Regions from separate parts of the Homo sapiens genome. Here region 2 is linked to region 1. Evidence: chromatin loops called from intact Hi-C (ENCODE). Cell type or tissue: HepG2. All regions are shown on one strand. Links, peaks and the distances in the headings refer to the core of each region. The heading gives the core; the rest is flanking DNA.

Evidence for each region. Hi-C counts contacts between places; a loop is a spot of excess contacts. Peaks named below come from ENCODE experiments on the same cell type or tissue, not always from the same donor. Only the 100,000 strongest peaks of a DNase experiment are listed, where the experiment ranks them.
Region 2: a loop joins it to region 1, with 5 times the contacts of the local background. A loop is called at or near these places in 8 of 110 quality-filtered maps.

Annotation. Positions count from the first base shown.
Region 1 is chr14:102,204,218-102,213,383 of GRCh38, forward strand. WDR20 (WD repeat domain 20) reads left to right here. Exons shown (of 3, transcript NM_144574.4): 3 at 4,386-6,310. The coding sequence ends at 5,663. LOC105370677 (a long non-coding RNA gene) reads right to left here and starts at 4,389. Exons shown (of 2, transcript XR_944228.2): 1 at 917-4,389; 2 at 1-273. In HepG2, for the core only: a CTCF peak has its summit at 5,184; a DNase peak (open chromatin) is centred at 5,184.
Region 2 is chr14:102,092,196-102,101,361 of GRCh38, forward strand. It overlaps a transcript of HSP90AA1 not described here. Among named protein-coding and RNA genes, the nearest start is that of HSP90AA1, 9.7 kb to the left of the region's middle. RefSeq lists a silencer at 4,489-4,588. In HepG2, for the core only: CTCF peaks have their summits at 4,175 and 4,571 (motif pointing left); a DNase peak (open chromatin) is centred at 4,546; H3K27me3 peaks cover 2,454 bases.

The DNA of each region.
Region 1 (9,166 bases), core at 477-8,476:
CGCCTCGGAGTCCTTGAAGTTGTTCTCTGTGGGGGTACACTTCCCCAAACATCCTCTTAGCCTGATATTTGCTGTCTTTCTGTCCTTCTGTCTTGCTCAGCTGTCCAGCACCAGCAGAGGAAGAGGCCTTTCTTGGCCATCCTATTCAACATTGAAATCACTAGAGTCCCCTTCTCCCCAGCACGTTCTCTTCTCTCCCTGGTTTATTTTTCTCCACAGCACTTATCATCATCAGATCACATAAATTTCACTGTCTTCTCATCCCACTTGAACCTAAATTTCATGAGGGAAAGATGCCTGTTTTAATTTATATTGTATCAGTGCCTGGCATATGGTACGCACTCAATACTGGATGGATGGATGGGACTTCAGGCAAGTTTCTTGACCTCTCTAAGCTTCTTTTCTCACTGATAATATGGCGACAATCCCTGCCTTCCTGTAGGGAGACAGGCATGACTGCATTTTCCATTTTCCATGCGAGGCAATTTGGTAACATCTGTAAAAATCATAAATGTATATATCTTTTGGCTCAGTTACTCCACTGGGAGTTTATCCTGTAGGTACATTACTCACACATGTGAAAAGTGCGTGTGTGCAAGGGCATTCATTGCTACATAGATGTCCATCAGTGGGGCACTTCCACAATAAACCACAGTTTATCCAAACAGTTGAATACTCTGCAGCTTTAGAAAAGAATGAGGATGCTGTCTTTGTGCCCATACAGACTGATGTACAAATACACTTGGAGGCTGGGCATGGTGGCTCACGCCTTTAATCCCAGCACTTCGAGAGGCCAAGGCAGGAGGATTGCTTTGCTCCTGAAGCCAGGAGTTTGAGACCAGCCTGGACAACATAGCGACACCCTGTATTTACAAAAAATATAAATTTTTAATCAGCTGGGTGTGGCGACACTCACCTGAAGCACCAGCTATACTCAGGAGGCTGAGGTGGGAGGATTGCTTCGGCCTGGGAGGTCAAGGCTGCAGTGAGCCGTGATTGCACCACTGCACTCCAACCTGAGTGATGGAGCGAGACCCTGTCTCAAAAAAAAAAAAAAGATATGGAATGAGAAAGCAGAGGTGAGACAGTGCATAGTATGCTCCCTTTGGTATGAAAAAGAAGAGTGGATAAATGCGTATTCATATTTGCCTTGTACATGCACAAAGACACTCTGGAGAGAGAAATGAGAAACTAGTACAGTGACTCAGGACAGAGGATCCGGAATGGAGTAGAAGAATGTAAGGCTTTCTACTGTATACTTTTATGTGAATTAATAATGTATTACCCATTCACACAAAAAGCGTATCTTGAAAGGTAATTTTGAGGCTTAGAGAGCATGGGTGTAAGCCTCTACCAGTGGCCAGCACCCACAGTAGACACTCTGATTGGAAGTGAGGGCCAGCACGCTGCTGTTGCTGCCCACAGACACTGCTGCCTGCCTGCCACTCACCCTGATATTGCTGAGACACAGGGCGCCCCCAGAGAAGCACGTGTTTTCCCTGCTGTCAAGCACATGATTGACAGAGAAAAACAATGGGTAAGGCAAGTGAGAAACCCTTACCACAATACAGGTGGATCCAAGGTCGGTTTTTTTTTTTTTTGGTCTGCGGTTGCTTAAACTGGTGTGCTCAGTCCACCATTGCCAGTGTGTCACAGTAACATTTAATTAGGCCCCCACAGGGGGATTGAAGTAGATTGGCACAGGATGTTATCTGTAAGTTACATCCATGTGTCTACTTAGGGTCGTCTCAGTGCACTGTTTTTTTTTGTTGTTGTTTCTTTTGAGATGGAGTCTGACTTTGTCGCCCAGGCTGGAATGCAATGACGTGATCTTGGCTCACTGCACACAGCCACCGCCTCCTGGGTTCAAGTGATTCTCCTGCCTCAGCCTCCAGAGCAGCTGGGATTACAGGTTCGCACTACCATGCCCAGCTAATTTTTGTATTTTTAGTAGAGACAGGGTTTCACCATGTTGGCCAGGCTGGTCTCGAACTCCTGACCTAAAGTGATCCACCCTCCTCGGCCTCCCAAAGTGCTGGGATTACAGGCGTGAGCCGCCGCGCCTGGCCACAGTGCAGCTTCTTAATACGGGAGTGAAGGTTTTTAATGTGTTTTGTCATTGCAGTAACATTTATTTTTAATGGTGCTATAAATGCTGTTCATACCTCACTATTGCAAAGCAATACTGTTTTTACTTGATCATACTAGTTTTTGAGTTCTCATGCAGTTTTTTGTTGTGTTTTTTAAGGCCCAAAATAAAATTTACTCCTAACCGTGCTGCTAGAAGTTTTTATGTCCTGAAATTTCTCCACACATGGTAAATAGAGTAACAATGAAGTGATCCTAGAAAAACTGGGATTTGATTTGGTTCTGGTGAAATGTAAGGTGCAGGAATTGGGAGCCACTGTACCAAAATCAGGACAGCAGTCTGGCTTCCCAGGCCTGAGTTAGCTGGTGTAGGCCTGCCTGACAAGGCCAGTGATGGAGCGAGCTGCAGACACCCTTAGGCCCTGGGCGATCAGGTACAGTTGTGTTTGTGGGATCAAGAGTGCTGGGGTAGTCTGGGCCCAGTGGGCACAGCAAGGTCTGGCAGAGCTGTGATGGGGGAGTGGAGGCCTCTTAATCCACCGTTCACCATCCCATCATCCTTGCACCTCCCTCCACCATCAAAAAAAAGCCCTGCTCTGGCCATGTAAATTATCTCTGTAACCCCTTGCTGAGAAAATTGCACGAAGGTCTAATGGAAATCCTGCCAGAGCAGCGCTGGGTTTTAGGTTGTTGGCATTAGTGCAGGTCAGGTGCTGTTTATAGGTAGGTCACCAGGCAGGAGGATAAAGAGGAGGTGGGGGATGAAAATACTGGCTGTGTCCCCAAGGCTGGCTTGCCACGTGCCTATTAATTTAAGAGGACCAGCCATGCCGTTTTACGGCAGTAAGCAGTGACACCTGCTGCTGAGTAACTGCCCAATGCATGGTCCCCAGCCCTGGGCCCGCATGCTGTGTGGCGTTCAGGCCTCCGTTCTTCCTGCCTGGGGTCCTTTGTTAGCAGCCTACTTTCTAGGGTCTAATGTTCATGCAGTGAGCTTGCATGGCTCATTAATTTCTTTCCCAGCCGTTCTTTTAAAAATCAAGTCGTCTTATTTCTGTAATTCTCTGTAAAGATGTAGCACACATGGCGGGCACATGGCCTCAAAGCCACCCTGGCAGAAGTCGGCATGTTTCTTGGCAGATTCTGCCCCTGTGTGCCCAGTACCCCTCTGAGACTTGAGTCAGGGACTCCCCACCTGTTAGGTGAAGCGGTGGTGTTCAACTTACCTGGGGCTGCTGGGCTCCTAAAGGGACACTGTTACTGGGGCGATGGTGCAGTGGAGAGCACTTGGCAGTAGGAGCTTCTAGGTAGAACTTGGGAGTCTTGGGACTTCTGGATGTGTTCTGGTGATGCGATTTTGCGCTCAGACGGTCCAGAAAGGGACCGCCCCTGTGGAAGGTGTTGCGCTGGCATCCCCATCACAGGATTGATTGGCAAGCAGGGAAAGAGACTTGTGCCTTTGGTGGGGCAGGTATTTTTGCCCTTCGTTATTTGGGTTTTAAAGGCAAGACTACTGACATACGCCTGTTAAAGAAACATCTCGGTCAGGGGTCCAAAGTTAGCATATGGAGCAGAGTGATGGTAATGAGACACACACTCCCGAATGAATCGTCAGTGTATCTCTCTCAACACCAGCAGAGAGGGTTTCGAGGAGATGCTTATGGAGATGCACGTGGGGCGGTGCATGGGAGTGAGGCGGCCTCAGTGGGCCCAGGCTCTGTTTTGGAGTTGTGTGTGCTGCCAGCCATGGACTGTGGATTTCACTCCCCACCTTCGAGCCGCCAGAGCAGAGGGGCAGATGGAACCAGCCCATTACCTACAGTGACAGTAAAGGCAGAGGAACCCGTGAGGGTGAGGCAGAGCCCTCCTGGCTGTGAGGACTCACAGGCTTCACCTGCAGGTCCTCGTAGAGGGGATACCACATGCAGATGCAGTGACCCCCAGATTCAGATGCACCTACTGTCAAGGAAGAAAGATCCCAGCAGGGCTGTTCCCTCCGCAGTGAACCCTGTGCCTGGCATCGTGTCTGGCACTTAGTGGCCCCTCTGCAAATATCTGTTGGCTGCCTGACTCCCTCCGTGAAAGCCAGCAGCCTAACACCGATTTTAGAAAGTAATTCTAAATTACCCCAAAAGGGCCAAAACGCTCCTTGCTGGCTTGGCTGACTGCAGGATAAAATGTGGAGGGCCTGGATAGACTTGCCCCTTCCCATCGAGAAGCACACAAGTTTTCTTGCTGGAAAAGTAGACCTTTGAGACTTCTCCGTTGTGCTAACTTGTTCTCCTTTGTCTTCACAGAGACTAATAGACAAGTCACGAGTTACCTGTGTCAAATGGGTTCCCGGTTCGGAAAGCCTTTTCCTAGTAGCCCACTCGAGTGGGAACATGTACTTATATAATGTGGAGCACACTTGTGGCACCACAGCCCCCCACTACCAGCTTCTGAAGCAGGGAGAGAGCTTTGCCGTGCACACTTGCAAGAGCAAATCCACGAGGAACCCTCTCCTTAAGTGGACGGTGGGCGAGGGGGCCCTCAACGAGTTTGCTTTCTCCCCAGATGGCAAGTTCTTAGCGTGCGTGAGCCAGGACGGGTTTCTGCGGGTGTTCAACTTTGACTCAGTGGAGCTGCACGGTACGATGAAAAGCTACTTTGGGGGCTTGCTGTGTGTGTGCTGGAGCCCGGATGGCAAGTACATCGTGACAGGTGGGGAGGACGACTTGGTGACAGTCTGGTCCTTTGTAGACTGCCGAGTAATAGCCAGAGGCCACGGGCACAAGTCCTGGGTCAGTGTTGTAGCGTTTGACCCTTATACCACTAGTGTAGAAGAAGGTGACCCTATGGAGTTTAGTGGCAGCGATGAGGACTTCCAAGACCTTCTTCATTTTGGCAGAGATCGAGCAAATAGTACACAGTCCAGGCTCTCCAAACGGAACTCTACAGACAGCCGCCCCGTAAGTGTCACGTATCGGTTTGGTTCCGTGGGCCAGGACACACAGCTCTGTTTATGGGACCTTACAGAAGATATCCTTTTCCCTCACCAACCCCTCTCAAGAGCAAGGACACACACAAATGTCATGAATGCCACGAGTCCTCCTGCTGGAAGCAATGGGAACAGTGTTACAACACCCGGGAACTCTGTGCCGCCTCCTCTGCCACGGTCCAACAGCCTTCCACATTCAGCAGTCTCAAATGCTGGCAGCAAAAGCAGTGTCATGGACGGGGCCATTGCTTCTGGGGTCAGCAAATTTGCAACACTTTCACTACATGACCGGAAGGAGAGGCACCACGAGAAAGATCACAAGCGAAATCATAGCATGGGACACATTTCTAGCAAGAGCAGTGACAAACTGAATCTAGTTACCAAAACCAAAACGGACCCTGCTAAAACTCTGGGAACGCCCCTGTGTCCTCGAATGGAAGATGTTCCCTTGTTAGAGCCGCTGATATGTAAAAAGATAGCACATGAGAGACTGACTGTACTAATATTTCTTGAAGACTGTATAGTCACTGCTTGTCAGGAGGGATTTATTTGCACATGGGGAAGGCCTGGTAAAGTGGTAAGTTTTAATCCTTAATGCTGCACCAGATCTAGAACTTGAATAGGTAGTGACTTTTTTCTTTTTCGTGGGAGGGGTGGGGTGTACAATGAATGTGAATGACACTTCTTATTCTTAATGTAAATCTCAATGCATCAGAGCCATAATTTTGGATACTGCATGCCATGTAATTCTGAATCATTTGATAATTTACCTTAGAGCATTTAAAAAAATATAATCAAACTAATTGCCAGCCAAGTCAGTCATCCTCCTGGGAGTATATAGAGTCCCAAGGTTAGCGCTCCTGTATTAGACTATTTCAATTTTAGGAAAATCATGACCATGTGGGGAAACAATGACTTTAAAATGCTGAAATTAAAATTTATGCTTTAACTGGAATATTTTTTGCTTAACTACTCAATTAGAATATTGTACACCTGATCAATGTGTGTTCAGCACAGATGGCCATGAATTGTCATTTATAGTCCAATTTTTTATCTTAATCATAAAATGTTTAGGAATCTATGAAATTTAACTTTAGGAACAAAACGTTTAGCAGGGTTGATTGATATTATTTTTACATTGTTCTGGCAATCCACAGAAAGAGAAGAGCCTTAATTTTTAAAACCCATTTTAGTCATTTTATGACAATTAAAGTTGTTTAATAAACATCTTTTTTCAAAGAAGCAGTTTGTAGCACTTTGATTGAGGTTCTGTGTACTAAGATACCCGTACCTCACTCAGAGCCTGACAGTTCGTGGGAACTGCGGGCCGAGGACGCCAACAGCATTGCAGAAGTGCCTCTTGCCACATAAGCGAAGACCTTTTCTTCAGATGCACTTTGCTTGTGTGTTTTCCCAACAAGGGAAAAGGAGTTTTTTGGTTTTTTGCCGGGGGCGGGGAGGTGCGGTGGGGGAGGGGGATTGGGTCAGAAAGGCACGTGACTCCTCCGCGCTTTGTTTCGTAAAGCCTGAGACTCCCCGAGTCTTCCGACTTCTCCCTGACATGGCCCTCGTTTGGGCTTCGTCCCCCGCAGAGGAAGCGGAAGTGCAGGTTTCCCCTCTCCTTGTTCTTGGATGGCAGCTGTGGTTCCGGGATTACTCTTGGGATGCTGACGCTGGCCATGTGCGTAGGCTTCGTCCTCAGTGGCTCCCACCCTAGCGCCTCAGCCCAGGACCTGGTGGCCTGTGGCTTCCTCGGCAGTGGGAGGCTCTGCTGCTCCCCCGGAGACCGCAGTCTTTCACCCTCACTCTCTACTGCTGCACCAGGAGCTGCTTTTCAAATTCTGGTTTTCCCAGTGGGTGAGATGGCCCCTTGAACTATGTATTCCATGTCAAGATGGTGGTTATCTTACTTGTTAACTCATTTTGGGCATTTAGGTTGTACACCTTTGTAATTAAATATAGAGACAACGATCACTTAGACCAGTTTGCGTAGTGAATATGATTCAGCAAAGTGAAGACCTGGTGGCTTTTCTTTCTCTGCAGTGTAAAGACCCTGGTAGCTGAAGCAGCAGCTCCCTGTGCTCTTAACGCAGCCCTCCCAGGAAAGCCGGGCCAGGTTCCCAGGCCTGCTTCCCATCTGCAAACATGTCACGGTGGCGCCATCCACCCTGTGCCCATCGTGGGCCTTAACGCAGTGGTTTCTGTTGAGTGTGATGGCATGGCCGCGTGCTGCCACCTGGGAACCACAGCAGCCTTCAGGTGCATCTCTCCTGGCTGTGCCTTTCACATCCCTGAGCACTGCTCCTAGGAGTATTCGTGTCCTCTCTACCTGTGGAATACGGGCCTTTGTTCCTAAAGGTGAACTGATCTAAGGTAGCCATGACAGCCATCCTTGTGGACAGTTTCCGCTTTGGAGGCCAAATTGGGTCATGTGGAGAGATTAGTGATGAACGCTCCATGTGCAACTTTTGCACCTACATAGTTGTAAACGTTCAGTTTCAAATGCTTCTGAGGCATTGAGTATGCAGTTTCAAAATTCAGGACTTAGTATTTGGCCTAAATAGAGAGTGGCCGATCCCAAGTAAGTAGCATTTATGGTGACATTTCTGGCGACCTTGCAGTTCTGAAGGTGTTGCCCTGGACAGGGAAGCCGTGGGGGTGTGTGCCCGAGTAACCAACGTGACCGACTGGGGACTCTCTGATTTCTCCCCCTTCTTTAAAATTCTCAGTCGCAGTGGCTGGGATGAAAGAGGGATTGCAGGGGTACACTGACAGGTGACTTAGGAGTCATTTGCTGATAGGAACCAGGGGTGGGAGAGGCAAGAGGAGGAGGTTATGTTTCCTTTGAAAACAACTCCGAAGTGTGCTGTCTAGTATGGAGGCCTGTGTGTGTCTTTCTCCCCCCACCTCCAGTTTTAAACACTATGATATTGTCAGTTTTGGATTTGAGGCTTGATAACAATCTTTTTCTTCCAGTTTTTGCCAAGGAGTGTACTGTCCTTAATGTCTGTCTGGTACCTTGTCTGGGGCCCCTTCGTTGTGTCTACGTGCCCTCCCCAAGGCCCCTCTTGCTGGGTTCAGGGCCCAGTGGAGAGCACTGTGCCAGCCTGGGGAGGGGCTGCCTTTGACTGCATGTCCTGACCCCTGGCTCAGCCCAGGCTGGCCCAGGCCCTGCAGGGCGACACCACTCTGTGTCCACTCTGCCCCTCTGACTGCTGCCCCTTTCTTTGACAGCCGGCAGAGCACTTCTGCAGGCAGGAGGACAGGATGCAAGGTGTTCTCCAAGACCAGAACTAAAAGTGCCCAACAGCTTGAGAAGAGGGCACTGGAGAGAGGGGCAGGGAAGCGCCCTTCTCCTCGGCTGTGCTTCTGAGTAATGGCTCCCGCAGACCTGGGGAGGGCCTGGGGAGGGGTGGCCGCGGTGGTTCCTGATATCAGGTGTGTAAGGTGCAATGCGTGCTGCTAACCCTAGGAGAAATTTGGGGAAAATATTTGTAGTTTTCTCGCCAAACTTTGAGCTTCCTCATTGAAATTTTTCAGTCTTTCAGCCTAAACGTTATTATGAGCAAGAATATCTTTTCTAACCTAATCTGTGGAATAAAACACAGCATTTGGCAAGAAGAGGCTGTTAAATACTCAGTCAGCATCACTGTTCCAGCGTGTACCAAACCACAGAGATGAAAGGCTCAGACGAAAGTCAGGTGCACGCTGCGTGGCTGGAGAATCCCGCTCCCACCCGGCAAGGGGGCGAGCTGGTCCCTGGGCGGTGTCAGACACCTTCTGAAGGTGCCAGGCCAGGGCCAGGGGAGCTTCAACTCGCCCTCCTTGGGTTGGCCTTTTTCACCAGAATTCAAGAAGCCAGATTTGTGCTGTGACTGCGATGGGGCAGGCTTCTAAACACTACTGGTGGCCCTGGAGCCTTTCTCTGAGGCTTTTTTCTTATTCAGAAGGAGAATTAAAAATTCCCCCAGCGGCCTGGAGAAGGGAACCTTTGGAAAAGCTTGCCTTCTTTTAAAAGCAAATGCATGTGCAGGAGTAGACACTTTACAAATAACCAGTAGCCTTGGGGTCGAAATTTGCTTAAATCATGGTAAAGGA
Region 2 (9,166 bases), core at 526-8,525, 110 kb before region 1:
GTAGCTGGGATTACATGCATGCGTCACCACACCTGGCTGACTTTTTTGTATTTTTAGTAGAGATGGGCTTTCACCATGTTCACCAGGCTGGTCTCAAACTCCTGGCCTCAAGTGATGTGCCTGCCTCGGTGTCGCAAAATCCTGGGATTACAGGAGTGAGCCACCATGCTATTATTGATTTCTAATATTTAATTCCATTGTGGTCAGAGAACATACTTTGCATGATTTAAATCCTTTTAAATTTATTGGGCCTTGTTTAATGGCCCAGAATATGGTCTATTTTGTTTAAATGTTCTTTTTGAAAAATAATTATGCTGAGAAAGATGCCAGTCAGTCATTTATATAAAATTTTAGAAAATGCAAACTAATCTATAGTGACAAAAAGCAGATCACTGGTTGCCTGTAGGAGGTGGGGCAGACAGGGGCAGGAGGGAAGGATCACAGGGACCTGAGGAAACTTTTGGATGATGAATCTTCATTATTTTGATTGTAGTGATGGTTTCCTAGGTATATACATATGTTGAAATACATCAAATTGTACTTTAAACATGTGCAGTTTATTGTTGTTTTTATTTTTTTGAGACAGGGTCTGTCACTCAGGCTGGAGTGCAGTGGCAAAATCTCGGCTCACTGCAGCCTCTGCCTCCTCAGTTCAAGTAACTCTCATGCTTCAGCCACCTAAGTAGCTGGGACACGTGCGCCACCATGCCCAGCTAATTTTTGCTTTTTAATAGAGACATGGTTTCACCAAGTTGCCCAAGCTGGTCTTGAACTCCTGGCCTCACGTGATCCGCCTGCCTCGGCCTCCCAAAATGCTGGGGTTACGGGCGTGAACCACCGCGCCCAGCCAACAGCTGTTTTTAAATAATCAATGTTTAGCAAACCTTGTAGAAAGTTGAAGAAATGTTCAGGATCAACCTATAGTTATATAGGAAAATTAAGTGGTTCATACTTAGGAAAGAAAAATTGTAAATCAGTGTAGTGTGGGAAAAGTAAATTAAAAAATATATATATATATATTTAAAAAAAAAAAGGCCGGGTGCAGTGGCTCACGCCTGTAATCCCAGCACTTTCGGAGGCCAAGGCGGGCGGATCACAAGGTCAAGAGATTGAGACCATCCTGGCCAACATGGTGAAACGCTGTCTCTACTAAAAATACAAAAATTAGCTGGGCGTGGTGGCATATGCCTGTAATCCCAGCTACTCGGGAGGCTGAGGCAAGAGAACCGCTTAAACCCGAGAGCACACCACTGCACTCCAGCCTGGTGACAGAGCAAGACTCCGTCTCAAAAAAAAAAAAAAAAAAATTCTGTCATTTCTTGGAGACACAGTTTCCGAGAAAGATGGCATCAGTTAAAGCACGGGTCTGGAGCCAGATTGTGAATTCTGGTCCTGCCACTCGCTGGCTGTGTGACTGTGAGCAAGCTTCTCAGCCTCTCTGTGCTTTGGTCTAAATCTCTCTACAATAGGTGTGACCATAGAAGGGATGTGAAAGGGCCAGGCGAGGTAGCTGATGCCTTTACTCCCAGCATTTTGGGAGGCCGAGGCGAGTGGATCACCTGAGGTCAGGAGTTAGAGACCAGCCTGGCCAACGTGGTGAAACCCCAGCTCTACTAAAAATACAAAGAATTAGCCAGGCATGGTGGCATGCACCTGTAATCCCAGCTACTCAGGAGGCTGAGGCAGGAGAATCACTTGAACCTGAGGGGAGGAGGTTGCAGTGAGCCAAGATTGTGCCACGGCACTCCAGCCTGAGTCTTTTTTCTTTTTTCAAAAAAGAAAAAAGAAGGAAGGTGGGAGGACCCGGGAGCGGGTGCTGGCCATTGATGTTTCAGAGTCGACCCTAAAGTGGATTTCCACGGAGCAACCCAGTTTTTCCATTGAGTAACTATAAAATCGGGATGCTTCAGTACCAAAACTTCACCAAGCAAGTTTCAACCCATCCTTCAAAGGCCGGCTTGGGGTTGGTCACTTCTTGAATTCACCACATGCTGCCGCCGGGAAGCCGGCAAACTCGTTCCCCTCCCCTCCCACTGTTGGCAGCACTGAGTGCGGCTGAAAAAAAATGTCTGGCCACATTGATAAGCCAGAAATGGAGCCTTACTGTTCATTATTTGTCTGTTCACCATTCTGTTCATATCTGTTTACCAAAAGCCCATGTCCAGGCCCTGGGTCAAAGTGGGAGCAAAATTGGGTCCTGACCATTGTGGTCGAGGCAGGCATAAAGCCCCCACCACCTAAATATGTGGACTTAGAAACTCTTGAAGAGTGCTAGGATGGTGAGGGGCACCCCATGCACTGAGGAGGGCAGGTGCTGGCTGTGGGGAGGGAGTGTGGGGAAGGGCATGCAGGAGAGGGAGGGAACAGAGTTTGCAAGAGCCCTGAGGGTCTGCGGTGAAATATAGAAGGAATACTAGGAGTTAGCCAGGGAACAGTGAGAAGGCAAGAATTAAAAAGAAAATGGAGGCTGGAAAATTCCTTCAGTGCAGTGGGTAGGGGGACACGGAGCCCCTCTTGGGGCAGGGGTTGGCCACTGGAGCTGAAGTCAGAGGTAGGCAGGGGCCAAGGGACTGGAAACGTGGCCTGGAGATCATAGGAGGCATTGTGGCATCTTCCCAGGAGCTGCAGTCTGACCCGCATCCACTCTGACCGTGGTGTGTAGGAAGCACGCTTCCAATGAGACCTGAGGAGAGCCTGTCCCTGAAGAGTTGGTGGGTGTAGCAGGGGCAAACTTGGGAGAGGTCAGGGGAGCGAGTTAACAGGGTGAAGCACAGGAGCCCCAGAGGCTCCCGGGTGGGTGAGGCTGTGTTCACCAGGGGAACATAGGGCTCAGGCAGATGATGGCAGGTGACCCTTGCCAATGGTTCAGTGTCACCTTTGTTGGACCACAGTGTCTGCTGCGCATCCACGTGGATGGGCCTCCAATGAACAGGATGCTGGGAACATGAGCAGGAATGTGGTAGAAGGGATGTATTGAGAAGGAAGGCAATGGGACAGGCATGGATGGGCACAAAGACGGTTCCCAGGATGGCAGTCTCAGTAGGGCCAGAAAGCCTGGGATCTCAGAGGAAGAGAGGCCTGGGGGACAGGAGGCTGTGCCTGTGAGAGGGTCCAGTCCTGGGGGTGCTTGGGTGTGGGAGCACCTGTGGGAGAGGGGTGGCGGGACTCTTTCTTCCCTATCACCCCTCACCTGCAGGCCTCCCTAGCCTCCCTCCTGCGGAAGCCTCAGTCTGCATCCCCTGGCATCTGCTCTGAGTCAGGCAGGGGACAGATGTGCGTGAGCCCCTCTGAGTAAAGCACAAAGAACTGACAGAGCAGAGGCAGCTCCCTCAGGAACTTCTGTTCTAGTCGGGGAGGGACAGGCCAGAAACATACAAACAAGTGGGATGCCTTTGGGCATGCTCCTGTCTCCTAGCAGAACCAGGGGTCCTGGACACGAATTTGAACTCCTTCCCCAAAGTACTGCCATTTTCCCTTGAACTCACCTTCAAATCTTCTGAGTCATCTTTGACTCATCTCTTGCCTTCAGCCCCCACATTCTGACAGCTGACAAGTCTGGTGGATTTTTCCTTTAAAACGTTCTTTCTCTCTGTGCTTAGGGTCCTGCCCTGATCCAGGCCCTCAGGGCCCCACACCATTTCCACTTCCAGCTGGGTCTTGCTGGGTTTATCTATTCTACATTCCCGTTTTCATCTGCCCACTTCCCAGTGCAGAAAACCCCTGGGCTCCCAGGACACTGAGCCTGTAGTCCCTCTCTTGGTATTCAAATCCCAGGGCCTGGCTGACCCCACCTCTGCCTGCAACACACACCTTCCTTGGGAGGCCCCCTCCTGTGCCCATCTCCATGCCTGATCTTGGTGCTCTCAGACCTGGAATGCTGGGCACCCACATGTCACCAAGGCACCTCCAGCCCTGCCCACAACCCACCTGAGTTCCCCAAGGCAGCCTAATGGGGCACCATGGTCAGACCTGACCAGGGGACCTGGTAATTTAAGAACATGGCAGAGAAATAGATACGGAGAAAAGGGAGGTAGGGGTGGGGTGTGCACCAAGAATATGTGGCTGCATTGTTTTCTGGTTTTGTTCCAGCCTCACCTCCTCCGAGCTCACAGCAGCTCCATTCTCTCGCCCCTCCCTCCAGCCTCCAGGGGCAGCAGATCCTGCTAAGTGCACTCAGGGCCCCTCAGATTCAACATTACAGCATTCCTTTTCATTCACTCTGATTACTGCAGCAGCCCAAGGGTCTACGGTCTGCCCCCGATCATCTCTTCATGCTGGGTTGTTCTCCAAATGCACCTGGAACCTCTTGCGATGCCCTTCTCCAGGCAAATACGTGTCTGCCAAGCTTGGCTTGGAAATCACCTGCTCTGGCCAAATTCACTCTGGATGCCTCCTCCACAGCTCTTAGTCCCTGGTGTGAATTGAAATTAGACTCTGTCTTTCTCGTCTCAAGACGCAGCACATGGCACACAGCCATCTATGTGTGCTGAATGGATAACTGAATTGCTTTCCAGCGGGACCAAATGGGAACCCTTCGCCCAAAGGCCGTGATAAACCTTTGGCGCCACCCACTGGCCAGCTAATTGGTTGTATATGGGGCCTCCAGTTGGAAATGTCTTTGAAGTTTAGGAATTTCATTTTTTCGTTATTCCCTGTGTATGGGAGAATCAGGAAAGTGAGAATTATGTGACCTCCAGTATAGATCACCATCATTAATGTTTCACCCTGAAAAGTTCATGGCAAAGCTTCTAGCCTTTCATGGAGTGGGAATGAAACTGTGTAAGAGAAGAAAGCAATTTTTTTTTTTCTTGAGACACAGTCTCGCTCTGTCGCCCAGGCTGGAGTGCAGTGGAGTGATCTCAGCTCACTGCAACCTCCACCTCCTGGGTTCAAGTGATTCTCTGCCTCAGCCTCCCGAATAGCTGGGATTATAGGCGCCCACTACCACACCTTGCTAATTTTGTATTTTTAGTAGAGACGGGGTTTCTCCATGTTGGCCAGGCTGGTCTCAAACTCCTGACCTCAGATAAACCGCCCCCCTTGGCCTCCCAAAGTGCTGGGATTACAGGTATGAGCCACCGCGCCCAGCAAAAGCAATTTTTTTTAAAGAAGAAAGAATGGAGGGTTAAAAAAAAAAAAAAGGAAAATTTGAAGCAAGCTGAGTCTTAAGGTAGAGAGAGCCAGGGATTGTGGATTGTGGACAGCCCTCCCTGCTCCTCCCCAAAACCTCCCAGGATCTCCCTTACGACTATAGGGTGGTGGGTACAAAGTGGGGGTGGGTGCAGGCTGGCTCTCCCCTCCACTGCTGCTCCTGTTCTGGTCTTGGCCAATGCAAGAGCAGAGGCCTTTGAGTCCCCCCAAGGGCAACCTCTGGTTCAGCCAGTGGAAGAACAGGCCTAGCTGGTCCGTCCAGTGCCCAGAGGGCTTGTTTATCCTCAGATACCCCTCGAGGTGGGGTGGGTTAAAACTGAAACTAGAGGAGGAATGAGCAGATGTGATGTTCCTGCCTGGTAGGGGAGCTGATAGTTCCTTTGTCTACACTAGCCAGGGATCACCTGGCTGTCAGGAATTGCCTATGTGGCCAATTGACCAGGTAGTGGGTACCCTGATCAGGCCACCTTGTCACGAATGGGTTGTGAGTTTCAGTGCAGACTTCCTTATAGACTCTTGGGCTGGGCCTACCGGTCCTCTATAACCTGGTCCTGTCAGCTTCTGCCCTCATCTCCAAACCCTGCAATAAAAGGCCCTCCCACCCCAGCACCCGGCTAGTTCACACCTCTGCTCTCATGCTGTTCCTCTTCCCTGGAAAATGGCCACTCCTTTAGGAGACAGGTCAACATTATCCCTTCCGGATGCCTTCCCTCCCTGCCACCTCCAGGGAGAGGGAGTGTTGGCTTCTTTATTCCTCCTTGACTGACCTGGGGGCAAGTCTCTTCTCTTTAAGCCTCGGGTTTGTTTTTCTTTTTCTTTTTTTTTGTTTTTTTGAGACAGAGTCTCGCTCTGTCTCCCAAGCTGGAGTGCAGTGGCCTGATCTCGGCTCACTACAACCTCCGCCTCCCGGGTTCAAGCGATTCTCCTGCCTCAGCCTCCCGAGTAGCTGGGACTATAGGCGTCTGCCACCACGCCCGGCTAATTTTTGTATTTTTAGTAGAAATGGGGTTTCACCATATTGGCCAGGTTGGTCTCCAACTCCTGACCTTGTGATCTGCCCGCCTCAGCCTCTCAAAGTGCTGGGATTACAGGCTTAAGCCACTGCACCTGGCCTTTTTTTTTTTTTTTTTTTTTTTGTGACAAAGTCTATCTCTGTTGCCAGGCTGGAGTGCAGTGGTGTGATCTCAGCTCACCACAACCTCCGACTCCCTGGTTCAAGTGATTCTCCTGCCTCCGCCTCCTGAGTAGCTGGGATTACAGTCATGTGCCACCACACCCCGCTAATTTTTATATTTTTAGTAGAGACAGGGTTTCACCATGTTAGCCAGGATGGTCTCGATCTCCTGACTTCATGATCTGCCTGCCTTGGTCCCCCAAAGTGCTCTGTCGCCCAGGCTGGAGTGCAATGGCACGATCTTGGCTCACTGTAACCTCCGCCTCCGGGGTTCAAGTGATACAGTCCTTGAGCCGCTGCACCTGGCCAAGCTTCAGTTTTGTTGTCTGTAAAATGAGGAGTAGGGATGGGACAGTTGGACCAGGTGCCATTTCTATCTTAATGTAGTTCTAAACTCTTTCACTAGAGGACAGAAAAGCTAGGGTAGAAGTGGATTATTAAGTAGAGCTGAGCAAGAATGAGCTGAAACCTCCACACATTGCAAACACCCTGTACCTTCTCCAAAGTTAGAGCAAGCAAGCATTATGCAAATGTTTTATAAACTGATGTGTCCCAGTCCCAATTAATAAGTTGTGGCAAATCATAATGCTAAGTTCATACTTCGAGTGGCTAAGGGATATATAATAGCCAACTAAAAAAATTTCTAAGCTACTTCATAATGTATTATTCCAAGCAGCACTCCAAAGCATACAGCATGCTGCTTATAAATTGAAAACCTTTTCAACAATTTTGTATTTCACTTAAAAATGCAGGAGAGGCTGGGCACGGTGGCTCAAGCCTGTAATCCCAGCACTTTGGGAGGCCGAGGCATGCAGATCACCTGAGGTCAAGAGTTCGAGAGCAGCCTGACCAACATGGAGAAACCCCATCTCTACTAAAAACACAAAATTAGCCAGGTGCGGTGGCGCATGCCTGTAATCCCAGCTACTTGGGAGGCTGAGGCAGGAGAATCACTTGGATCTGGGAGGCAGAGGTTGTGGTGAGCCGAGAGCGCACCATTCACTCCAGCCTGGGCAACAAGAGCGGAACTCCGTCTCAAAAAGAAAAAAAATGCAGGAGAGAGAACTCCCTAACATTGCATTTCAGTCAACATTCAATCTTGTTCCCCACATTAAAACAGCTAGCTAATTAAATGTGACACGTGTGTTTAGGGCTGGTGAAGAACACTCTGCTTTACGAAGGCCAGTGGCTGATGTTCTTACTAAGTGAGAAGGTGGACGCTTCATGCTTGCTTCTGTTTCCCAAGTGTCAGCCCGTTAGTGCTACTGCCCAGCGGCGGGTTTCCTGATGTCCCTCCGTTCTCACAGGGACCCTGGGTTTCCTGTCATTAGTGGTATCTCTTCTAAATTCTGTTTTAAAATTCCAAAAATAAAATTATAATGTAGGCTGGGCATGGTGATTCACGTCTGTAATTCCAGCACTTTGGGAGGCCAAGTTGGGTGGAGAGCTTGAGTCCGGGAGTTCAAGACCAGCCTGGGTGATATAGGGAACTCTCATCTTTACAAAAAATACAAAAATTAGCCAGGCAGTGGTGGCATGCGCCTGTGGTCTCAGCTAACTGGGAGGCTGAGCAGGGAGGATAGCTTGACCCAGGGAGGCAGAGGCTGCAGTAAGCTGAGATTGTGCCACGGCACTCCAGCCTGGGTAGCAGAGCAAAACTCTGTCTCGAAAAAAAAAGAACTATAAATATTCAAAACAATTATTATGTAAAAATTTTCTCTTTAAAACCGAACAGCTGGTAAATCTCCCAGTGGTTTTTGAGGAAGGATAGCAGTGTTAGGAGCGTCAGGCTCACAGTGAATTCTCTCAGGGCTTGGTTCTGTCAGCTATTATTGGGCCACTGCAATGCAGCCTGGGCGACAGAGTGAGACCCTGTCTCAAAAAAACAAAATTTCCAGTCTGGTTTTTTTTTTTTTTTTTTTGAGATGGAGTTTCACTCCTGTTGCCCAGGCTGGAGTGCAATGGCACGATCTCAGCTCCCCACAACCTCCGCCTCCCGGGTTCAAGCGGTTCTCCTGCCTCAGCATCCCGAGTAGTTGGGATTACAGGCATGCACCATCATGCCCGCCTAATTTTGTATTTTTAGTAGAGACAGGGTTTCTCCATGTTGGTCAGGCTGGTCTCAAACTCCCAACCTCAGGTGATCTGCCCGCCTGGGCCTCCCAAACTGCTGGGATTACAGGCGTGAGCCACCATGCCCAGCTCTGATTTTAATTTGCATTTCTTTGATTAGTAATCCTATATTTTCATTATTTACTGGCCATGAGTTTAAATCCCTGCTCTGCTATCACTCTATGTGACTTTGGAGAGACTACTTGACTTCCATGTACTTCAATTTCCTCATCTGTGAAGTTCCTCTCTAAAGAAACTGACCAGCTTCAAAGACGTATAAACTCTGACATGGCGGGACGGGCTCTAATGAAATTCCTGTATCCTTACCCACAAATCACAAAGCTTCTAGTCAGTATTTTAGTACCTCCCATTCTTGTTCAATAAATTACCACGTGCTGGACACAGCCGGCTGGGGGCTGTGGCTCCAGAGATGCTTGAGGGAAGGTCAGTCACCAACTGTCCATCTCCTCCCAGCATTCAAAATTTGGTTCACTTCTCTCCCCTGCTGCTTTCTCCTCTCTCATTCTTTTGTCCTGTGGCTGCATGAGATACACACATATATAATGTTCACTGCCATATTAGCAGGGCTCCAGAAGGAACACAGATGAATGCAAATGTTCCACCCACTGTGTCTAACCAGAGGCCAGAGTGACGTTCTAAGGCACTGAGTGTGACTGTTCCTCCAATGCTCAGCCCCTTCCGTGGTTCACTGTGACTTTTGGGTCAAGC